2 separate regions of the Homo sapiens genome follow, and region 1 is linked to region 2. Evidence: read pairs that join two places in POLR2A ChIA-PET (ENCODE). Cell type or tissue: OCI-LY7. All regions are shown on one strand. Links, peaks and the distances in the headings refer to the core of each region. The heading gives the core; the rest is flanking DNA. Region 1 overlaps C14orf39 (chromosome 14 open reading frame 39). Region 2 has its middle 39 kb from the start of DHRS7.

What was found. ChIA-PET counts read pairs that join two places held together with the same protein. Peaks named below come from ENCODE experiments on the same cell type or tissue, not always from the same donor. Only the 100,000 strongest peaks of a DNase experiment are listed, where the experiment ranks them.
Region 1: POLR2A ChIA-PET joins it to region 2 with 5 read pairs; 2 of 35 experiments call an interaction of 5 or more read pairs at or near these places.

Annotation. Positions count from the first base shown.
Region 1 is chr14:60,430,562-60,435,967 of GRCh38, forward strand. It overlaps C14orf39 (chromosome 14 open reading frame 39), which reads right to left. Exons shown (of 18, transcript NM_174978.3): 18 at 5,395-5,406. Among named protein-coding and RNA genes, the nearest start is that of C14orf39, 53 kb to the right of the region's middle. In OCI-LY7, for the core only: no CTCF peak of the experiment used is centred there; no DNase peak of the experiment used is centred there.
Region 2 is chr14:60,202,074-60,207,479 of GRCh38, forward strand. No RefSeq gene overlaps it. Among named protein-coding and RNA genes, the nearest start is that of DHRS7, 39 kb to the left of the region's middle. In OCI-LY7, for the core only: no CTCF peak of the experiment used is centred there; DNase peaks (open chromatin) are centred at 2,238, 2,658 and 2,958; H3K4me3 peaks cover 2,596 bases; H3K27ac peaks cover 3,639 bases.

The sequences.
Region 1 (5,406 bases), core at 145-5,144, 230 kb after region 2:
GAGTCATGTCTGGCTCTCCCTTCCCATCATGGCCTAAATTAGTTTTTCAGGTTAATTTTGGAAAGTCCTTGATGATAGGAAGGATCCATTCAGATGGGTGGGGGGCTTTGAATTTTACTTTTGGTTTACAGAAGGAATTTTACTGTATACAATTTTTTTTAAACCAAGCAGTAATTCAGATAAACCCAAGATGGAATGTAGATGGCCACAAATGAATCCATGTTACAAATGAATGACACAATCAAATGTAAGGGGGTATAGAAGATAGGAGCTAACTTAAGTAACTTTGGAAAATATTGCTGTAACTGGATAAAGAAAACACACAAACACTATACCTTATGTAATAGACTGGAAATGGCCCCCCAGAAGATTTCCATGACCTAATCCCTGGAATCTGTGATTGTTACCTATATGGAAAAAAAAATGAGGCTTTGTGGATGTGACTAAGTCAAAGTCTTGAAATGGGGAGATTATCTGAATTATCCATCCAGATGGACCCTAAATGCAATCACATGTATGCTTATAAAAGGGAGGCAGTGGGAGAGATTTCACACACTAAGGGAAGGCCGTGTGAAGGCGGGTCAAAGAGAAATTTGAAGATGCTGGCTATGGTGGTTAATTTTATGTCAATTTGGATAGGATATGGTACCCAGTTGTTTGGTGAAACACCATTCTAGATGTTGATGCAAAAGTATTTTTTAGATATGATTAAGTCAGTAGACTTTGGGTAAAGCAGAACTCTCCATAATGTGGGTAGGCTGCATTCAATTAGTTGAAGGCCTTAGGAGCAAAGACTGAAGTTTCCTAAAGAGTGAATTTGACCTTGAGACTGCAACACAGAAACCCTGCCTGAGTTCCCGGCCTCCCTAGTCTGCTCTGTTGATATTGAACTCAACTGAAACATCAACTCTTACCTGAATTTCTAGCCTGCCAGCTTGTCCTACAGATTTCAGACTTGCCACCTCTACAATCTTAACAACCAATTCCTTAAAATAAATCTAGATGAATGGATGGATAGATTAGATATAGATAGACAGATAGATAGATAGATAGATAGATAGATAGATAGATAGATACTATAGATAGATACTATTGGTTCTATTTCTCTGTAGAATACTGACTGGCTTTGAAAATTGGAGTGATGTAGCTACAAGCCAAGAAATGCCAGCAGGCACCAAAAGCTTAAAGAAGAAAGGAATGGATCCTTCCCTAGAGCATCGAAAGTATGATCCTGCTCACACCTTGATTTTTGACCTGTAACACCAATTTTGGATGCCTGGCCTCTGGATCTATGAGAGAATGAATTCCTATTGCTTCAACCCAAAAAGGCTATAGTAATTTGCTACAGCAGTCACAGAAAACTAACATACTCTAGTTAATAAATTTGTTTATCACAGCGTCTGGGTTACCAATTTAGAAATAACTTTACATGTATACGAGGACTGAAAAAGAAAGCAAATAAATTGTAGTTAATGACAGCCAGGTTTCTCACTGTCAGAGAAAGCAGTTACAAATAAACAAAAGGGGAATACTAGATGAGCCTCTTGTTGCTGGAGTTACCAGTATAAACTCGTGTTTTGTTTTCAGTAGTTAGATACACCAACAAACATGTATATAGATATAGTATACATACATGTATTTCCTAGCTTTGTCTACTGACAGATCCTAGGCCTGTCCACTGAGAAGCAGTTATACTCCAGGAACCACTGTCTGCTTATACATATACCTCTTGTGACAATAAATCAAGAGTCTTAACTGATTTTGGAGTATTACTCTTATATTCTTAGAATACCTCTTCTAATCACAGAGAAAAAATTCATCTAACCATATTAAAATAGATTTTTTGGACTTAAACAAAATTAGATATGCAGTGTCTATTTTTCTTCTAAATTTAACAAAGAGCTCTGGGACTAGACCCCTTATTTCTGAAAACTCATTGAATAGAAGTGGGAACAAATTCCTATTTTAAAGATGATAGAAGATTTGATTTATCTCTAGGGTAATAATTATCTTTTAAAAGTTATCTTTATAAGGCTATTTGATTACACAAAGTTATTTTTGTGATTTGTATTCGAAACACTGCATATGCCTCCACTAGTTGGATGAGCTATGATATTCAAACACGAACAACTCCGGTTCCTTTCTCCTTTTACCTTATACTCAGATGATGTTCAATCAAATGTATTTCTTTTAAACAAGATATATTTTTCCAATTTTAGGTGTCAGCAGTATGAAACCACAAGACAATCAGTTGTTATCACCTGGAACATATCATTACACACTTGGACCACTGCAATTGACTCCTAATTGGTTTATCCAACTCTTAATTTCTCCTAACTCTGGCTGTATTGTCAGTTTAATTTTCCTAGTCATTTCTTTTCTCTTGAAACTCTGACATTAAAATACAAGTTCTGTAAAACCAAGTCAAAACACTTCACGATCCTCTATAAATCAGTCCTATCATATCTGTTAAACTCAATTTCCTGGTATTATTCTTCATTGCAGTTAGGTCTATTCTTTAACTTCCTCTACACTTATTAATAGTAAACATGTGACTGCATTTTTCTTTTGATCATATTAGTCCCCCTATCTAGAGAGCTCTGTCTCCTTTACCAATTCAGTTAAATTCTATTAAGTCAATAATTGTTTAATGCAATCCTACTAAAGACTAGCAACTAGTTAGGTAATTAAAACATGAAAGGCTAAAAAAGCATCAATCTTACACTTGAAAATTTTACAATCTACATACCTGTAAAGTCCTAATTCAATTTTACCTCTTCGGTGAATCCTTCCCAGGTTTTCTAGCTCATGATGACCTTTTTTCCCCTCATTCCGAAAACACTTGGTCTTTTCTATAACGAAAGTCACATTATAATAATATAGTTATTATATTACTATAGTTATAATACAGTTGTTATATTATTATAGTTATAATATAGTTGTTACTATAATATAGTTGTTATAGTTATAATATAGTTGTTATATTATTATAGTTATAATAGTTATATTATTATAGCTATATAATAATGTTATATCATTATAGCTATATAATAATGTTATATCATTATAGCTATATAATAATGTTATATCATTATAGCTATATAATAATGTTATATCATTATAGCTATATAATAATGTTATATCATTATAGCTATATAATAATGTTATATCATTATAGCTATATAATAATGTTATATCATTATAGCTATATAATAATGTTATATCATTATAGCTATATAATGTTATATCATTATAGCTATATAATAATGTTATATCATTATAGCTATATAATAATGTTATATCATTATAGCTATATAATGTTATATCATTATAGTTATATAATGTTATATCATTATAGTTATATAATAATGTTATATCATTATAGTTATATAATGTTATATTATTATAGTTATATAATGTTATATTATAGTTATATAATGTTATATTATTATAGTTATATGTTATATTATTATAGTTATATAATGCTATATTATTATAGTTATATGTTATATTATTATAGTTATATAATGTTATATTATTATAGTTATATTATAATGTTATATTATTATAGTTATATTATAATGTTATGTTATTATAGTTATATTATGTTATGTTATTATAGTTATATTATGTTATTATAGTTATATTATGTTATTATAGTTATATAATAATGTTATTATAGTTATATAATGTTATATTAGTTATATAATAATGTTATATTATTAGTTATATAATAATGTTATATTATTAGTTATATAATAATGTTATATTATTATAGTTATATTATAATGTTATATTATTATAGTTATATTATAATGTTATATTATTATAGTTATATTATAATGTTATATTATTATAGTTATATAATGTTATATTATTATAGTTATATAATGTTATATTATAGTTATATAATGTTATATTATAGTTATATAATAATGTTATATTATTATAGTTATATTATTAATATAATATATAATTATTATATTATTAATATAATATATAATATATAATTATATTATCATATTGTTATATTATATTATTATTATATTATTATAATTATATTATTATATATAATATATATTATTGTAATATATATTATATATAATACATTATAATATATTATTATAGTTATATTATAATATTATAGTTATAATATAATAGTTATATTAGTTATATTATTATAGTTATATTATTATAGTTATAATATATTATAGTTATATTATAATATAGTTATATTATAGTTATAATATTATAATATAGTTGTAATATTATATTATTAAAGTTATATTATATTATAGTTATGTTACATTATTATAGTTATATTATAGTTATAATAGTATAATATTATAGTTATATTATATTATTATAGTTATACTATAATATAGATAATATATTATAGCTATAATATATTATAGTTATAGATATTATATTATAGTTATAATATAGTTATTATATTATAGTTATAGTTATTATAATGTGCTTTTGTTATTTCCTAAGTTTTGTCTACCCAACCAAGTTATAAGTTCCTTGAGTATAAGACCACGTCTGTGTTCTAGCCTTTTATATGCTGTCAAAATGCCATGTGCAAGGTAGATACTTTTAAAATACTTATTTCATATCACTTATTGATACATGATAAATCTAACCATACTGGTCTGCTAGACATTACTCTAAAGTAAAAATAAATCATGGAATCACTGAATCATTCAAGGCTAAAACTAGTTTTGAATTTATCAATAAACAAACAAATTATAACTTTTTCTTCTGTCTCATATATAGCCAATGTCTTTATTATATAAAAACTACCAATCAATTCAGTCATAGAGTCAATAAGATAAATACCTGTTAAAAAACGAAAAAAAAAATCCAGCTTTTTAACTGAAATTTTCACCTTTTAAGCAGTTGTTGAATGTTTGATGGTTTTTTTTTTAACAGAGTCTAAAATTTTCTTAAACTCTATCATTAGTTAGATTGCCCTTCTTTTTAAGTCTTCGAGACAGCTTAATGTAATACAACTGTGATAATTTGTAGACACCCTGAAGAAGCAGTATAGACCCTTACCCAAAATTTGATTTGCATATTGAAACTGATGATGCCACACATCCCAATAGGGCATGAAAAGATTTTTCTAGTCATATATTAAGGCCTTCTGGGGAGAGCGGGGCAGGCCTCCTGAACTGAAAAATAGCTTGAGAAGTAGAGAAAGAAGACTGGCTTTGGGTTTTTATGGTAGTTAGGGGGTGGGCTGGGTGGGGGCTCCCATATGTGGTTTGAACTTCCTACTGGCACCAAAGGAGGGAGCAACCAGGCTTTCTGATCAGCTTGGCCAAATGTGGGCAGAATGAGAAAAGAAGGGGTTAGGTTTAAAAATCCATCAACAGTCACATCAAAATATGGAGTCAAACC
Region 2 (5,406 bases), core at 331-5,330:
GAGGGTATAAAGGTAACAGGAGAGATCTTTCTTATGGTAAAGGAACTGCTCCGTATCTTGCTTATGCTGGTGAATAACCAAACCTACAGATGTGATAAAATTGTATAGAACTAAACACACACCCATATGCAAATGAGTACAAGCAAAACTTGGGAAATCTGAATAAGATCTACAGATTGTATCAATGCCAATATCTTGGTTGTGATATCATAGTATAGTTTTGCAAGATATAACCATTGGGGGAACCCAGATAATGGGTACAGAGATCTCTCTATTATTTTTTACAATTACATGTAAATCTATAATTGTCTCAATTAAAATTTTAACTAAAATGATAATACATGCCCTCTGTAAAAAAAAAAAAAAGAGAAAAAGAAGAAAATCAAAATAATCCTCAATTTCACCACTTAGAAATAAGCAGCTGCTAAGACTTTGAAACATATTTTTTCATCCCTTTAAGAATTCATATTTTAAAATGTTGGTATTGAACTGTTTTATAAGCCAGTTTTTTTTTAACATCGTATATTCTGTTAAGTTTTCCATGTTATTAAACAAACTTTTTTTTTAGAGGCAGCGTCTAGCACTGCCACCCAGGCTGGAGTGCATTGGCATGACCACGGCTCACTCTAGCATCAAACTCCTGGGCTTAAGAAATCCTTCTGCCTCAGCCTCCCAAGTATCTGAGACTACGTGTGTGCACCACCATGTCTGACTTTCTTTTTTTTTTTTTTTTTTTTGGTAGAGATGGGGGTCTCACTGTGTTGCCTAGGTTGGTCTTGAACTCCTGGCCTAAAGCTCTCCTCCTGCTTTGGCCTCCCCAAAGTCCAAAGTGCAGGGATTACAGGCATGAGCCACCACTCCCTGCCAAACACATTGTTTTTAGTGACTGTATATTATTCCTTCATATGGAAAATCCAATCTATTTATCCAATCCTTTGTTTTGTTCTGTTTTTTCCTACTATGAGAAATGTTCAGTATCTTTAAAGATAAGCCTTTGGCTACATTCCCAATTATTTCCCTCTGACAAATTTTAAGAAGTGGAATTACTAGTCAAAGGCTATAAGCATTTTTAAGACTTTTGACACACCACTAAAATACTCTGAAGAAATGTTGTAGCAAAATACACTCCTATTAACAGTACTTGAAAATATCCATTCCCCAAACTCTCACAAATACTGGGGATTATAATTTACTAAAAGTTGTAAATTCATTAAAAGAGATATAGTATCTCATTTTAAGGGAACTGCATTCCTTCAAATATTAATCTAACTGAAATTTCTTATTTTATTTTGGTCATTTAGTATCTTTTGGGAATTTACCTTTCATGTCCTTTACCCATTTCTCTGTTTCAGTGGGCATCATATTTTCTAACTGATTTATAAATGAGCTTTATCAAGTAATGCTCTTGACCCCATATTCAACTTTTCCCCCGTTCTTTAATTTTTTAATATACAGAATTTTAATAATTGTACATATTAAAGTCTATTTAGCTGTTTCTTTATGGCTTCTCCTTTATTTTTAAGTGAAGTCTTTCCTTTCCTTGATAGCTGATTATAGTTATCTTTATACTCTATCCTTACTTTTCATCCTTTCATATTTTTATTTTGTTTTTACATTTAACCTTTATCCGCCTGTAACTTAGTTTGGTATAAATTATAAAAAACAGATTTGATGACTTTTCCAAATGTCTCACCATTTGTCTTACTACTATTTATTGGGTGGCTCAATTTTTCTTCCCAAATTTCAAATGTCAATCTTGCTAGTACTAAATTCATGTGTGTGTTTGGGGTTGCTTTTAGAGGTTTCTATTCTGTTCCATTGTTCTGTTTACTGTTACTACAGTCTCATTTTATTTCACTGATTGTACTGATAGGTGGTATAAAAGATAGTAATGCCTGGAAATGCAAGTCTTCATTTTATCATTGTTCTTTTTAAGTTTTCCTGACTATTCTCACTGGTATGTTTAACATATTTTTTGCTGACTTGAGCATCCAACAAAATATATATGTAGCTGTGACCTATACTTTCATTTCATCAACTGCTAATTGCACAAGGGACATCTATCGGGTGTTTACTTTGTGCCAGGCTCTGTTCTAAATGTTTTATATGCATCAACTCATTCAATGCTAGCAGCAACCCTGTAAGATCGATACCTTTATTGCTCATGTTTTATGAAAGAGGAAACGCAAGCATGGAGAGGCAAGGTTAATTTGCCCAAGGTCACACAGCTGGCGTGTGGCTAAACTAGCCGTTGCATGTAAATAAGACTGCCTGCCCACTCAACCCAGGCAATCTGATTTCAGAGCTCACTGCCTCTCAAACAGTATGGCAGGGGTTAATACTATCTTGATTCTTTGCTTTAAACTGGAGATACTGTAATTTAATAATCGTTTGATATGCCAAAATGACTACAAACACTGTTCAAATCAGCGTTTTACACACATTCTATAGCAATGTAATACTTTTCCTCTTTAAAGTATTGAAGGATGAAATTTTCTTCAAATTATACAATACTACTTAAAGTGTTAAATTCCAATAAAGGAGAAAAAAAAGGCAGCAAACTATTGCCAGAAGAGCCCTGGATTGAGCAACAGGGAAACAAAAGTTCTAGTCCTTGTTGTGTTGCTAATTAGCTTCCTGCCTCCACCCCCACACGGACACATACACCCACCCAAAATATTGTCCTTATTAGTCTGTAACCCTGGCTAAATTACAATATTACAGATTCATTCCTTCAGGTTAACTCTCTTTCTGAGATGTGACTAGCCCTGGTGACGTACTACTTGTCAGAGTATTGATTATTTGCCCTGTTTTGAGATTTTAATTCCTCTTAATCAGGAACATTGCCCTGACAAGATAGGAGTTGTCATGGTTCAACAGGGAGCCAGGAATAGAAAGCAATGTTATTCTGGAGGCTGAAAGGCTGTGAGAGGTATGTGTGGTGAGGGACCACAGCTGACAGAAACAGGCTATGGGGAGTAGCTTGGGTATCTCAGGTGACAGAGAGTGGTGAGAGGGGAAGCTGAGAGGAGGAAGATGGTCCTGTGGAGGGAATGTGGGTAGAGCCTCCTCTACTTGAAGTTTTCCCAGCGCTGGTGCTGGGCGCAGCCAAGGATTCTAAAAGAAGGCCTTCCTCTGGGGATCAGGAAGGGAGAGGGAATATGAAAAGAGTCTGCCCTCTTGACATTGACCCAGAGTCTCCACGAGTCATTGGAAAAGATGCATGAGAAGCTGCATCTAAGGGCATGCAAACATATACACACAACACCATAAAAGGAGAAAGCTTTTTAGGCTTTCTTCAACTCATCAGGCTTGTGAATTTCTTTAATAAAAATCTCGGAACATCATGGCTCTACCAAACCTTTGCCTATTCGTCATTGCCACAGTGATACTGACTTTTGAATTCCAGTACCAGGGGAAAAAGATGTGTGTGTGGTGGGGGGAGGAGGGAAATAGTATCACCTTTTATGTAAATTCTTACTTGCTCATACAAATACTTTCTTTTTTTTTGTTTTATGGGGGTGTGGGTGGAAAAGTTTCAGTGTTTTTGCTGATTATAGAAGCAGTGAATGCTTACTCTAAAAAAAAAAATCAATGACACAAAGAAGAGAAATTCTGTCACCCTACCACATTGTAGTGTGTCTCTTCCAGATTTTTTTTCAAATTGGATCACACTGTTCTGCAATTGGCATTTTAACTTAACATATACAATAACTGTAGCATTCCATCTCATCTATTACTGTCCATAGTATTCCATTATATGTATGTACCATAATTTATTCAACAAACCAAGCTGATAAACATTTAGGTCATGATAATTTTTTATTATATATCATCCTTGTATTAATTGTTCCCAATGTATCATAATTTCCTAAGGGAAGAGGAACTAAATGACACATGTATAAAATTTTACTATACATTTTCCTATTTCTACAGTTTGTTTATATCTTTTTTCATGTCTTTTGCTGGTATCCAGCTCTTTTGTAGAAACCTCTTAAATTTGTCCTTTGTTCTTTGTTCCACTTCACAATTGGTAGAACACGGGTCAATAGGGAGCTCAAAGGTTCTCAAATTTGGGGCATCGTGTAATCTTTAGATCTTAAAGAAATCTTTCTAGGAGTAGCAGACATCAAGCTACTGGCAAATGAAAATTCTATGTGAAAAGACTACCTCAACAAAGGAGTGAAGTTCTATGTCCTCGGTGTTCTGTCATATAATTACATTTTCATTATGATTGTTCTGGTAAAAATGAGTCAGGGAGAAAAGTGTACCGTTTTAGGCTTGATTACCTAGGATCACATGAGAGTACCTGGGAAGGAGTTGCTGAGACCAATGACTACCCTTTGAACCAAACAATATATATGAAGATCAAAGTTTGGGTGTAATCTCTTCCGGGGCCACTTGGCTGCATTTTTCTTCCTCAGCACATATTGTTCCCTGCCAGAATTAATACATGAGAGCTGAGATTATAAGAAGCCCAACCAAGACCACGTGCATGACATCAGGGCAGATCTATTGGCACCAGTCAAAGAGCAGAGCACAACGTCCGAGCAGATTAGAACACATTACACTTAGTTCGTAGACTGCAGGCTGCACTGAGAATCGGGCCATAGTGACTATTGGAAGATCAATAGGAGAAGAAATAAAAAGAAAGAAAGAAATAGAAAATGTGCCGAGTCAGGGCAGGAGGGTCTTTCAAATCTCCCAAACTGGGGTCATGGTCATCCATGACAAGGTTGGGGTGTCGCTGCTGAAGAAAGCACAAATTCAACTGATGGGAACTCAATAAAATACGTGCCCAGCATCGACTGAGTCTTTTCTCTTCCTCAGCTGACCTTGTGCTTATATTCTGTGGACTTTCCACAGAATTCCTGTCAGGGACTTTCTTAAACCTCCTCCAACCCCCATTGACGCTCCAAATCTGCGCATCTTTGTGTTCTTGTTCTCTCTCTCTCTCTCCCCTTCCCCTGTTTCTCTTTTCTCTTGCTTCTTCCCTTTCCTTCCTTCATTCCCCTCATCCCAGTTGCTGGAAATCCATTGGCAAATGAGACCTATATTACTTCTTTCTTTGAATGTCTTCTCTGTTGCCTACAAACTCTCTGAAGTATTTCTTCCTTCAACTATTTTCTAATTAAAACTGTCTTAGTATCTACTCACCTTATCACTCTTGTTTCTCAGTGAGGTTTCAAAGATTAGAAAGTGGCTAGAGTGTATGTGTATGAGTGTGTGTGTGAGAGAGAGAGAGAATGAATTCGTGTGTGCATAGGAACCATTGGCTTTACGCAATATAGATGGGAACTTCCCTATGACTTGAAATGGGACCTTAGGCTCTAGGGCAGGGTTTCTCAACCCTAGCTGCTCATTAGAATCACTAGAGCAGTTTTTAAAAATCCCCATGCTCAGACA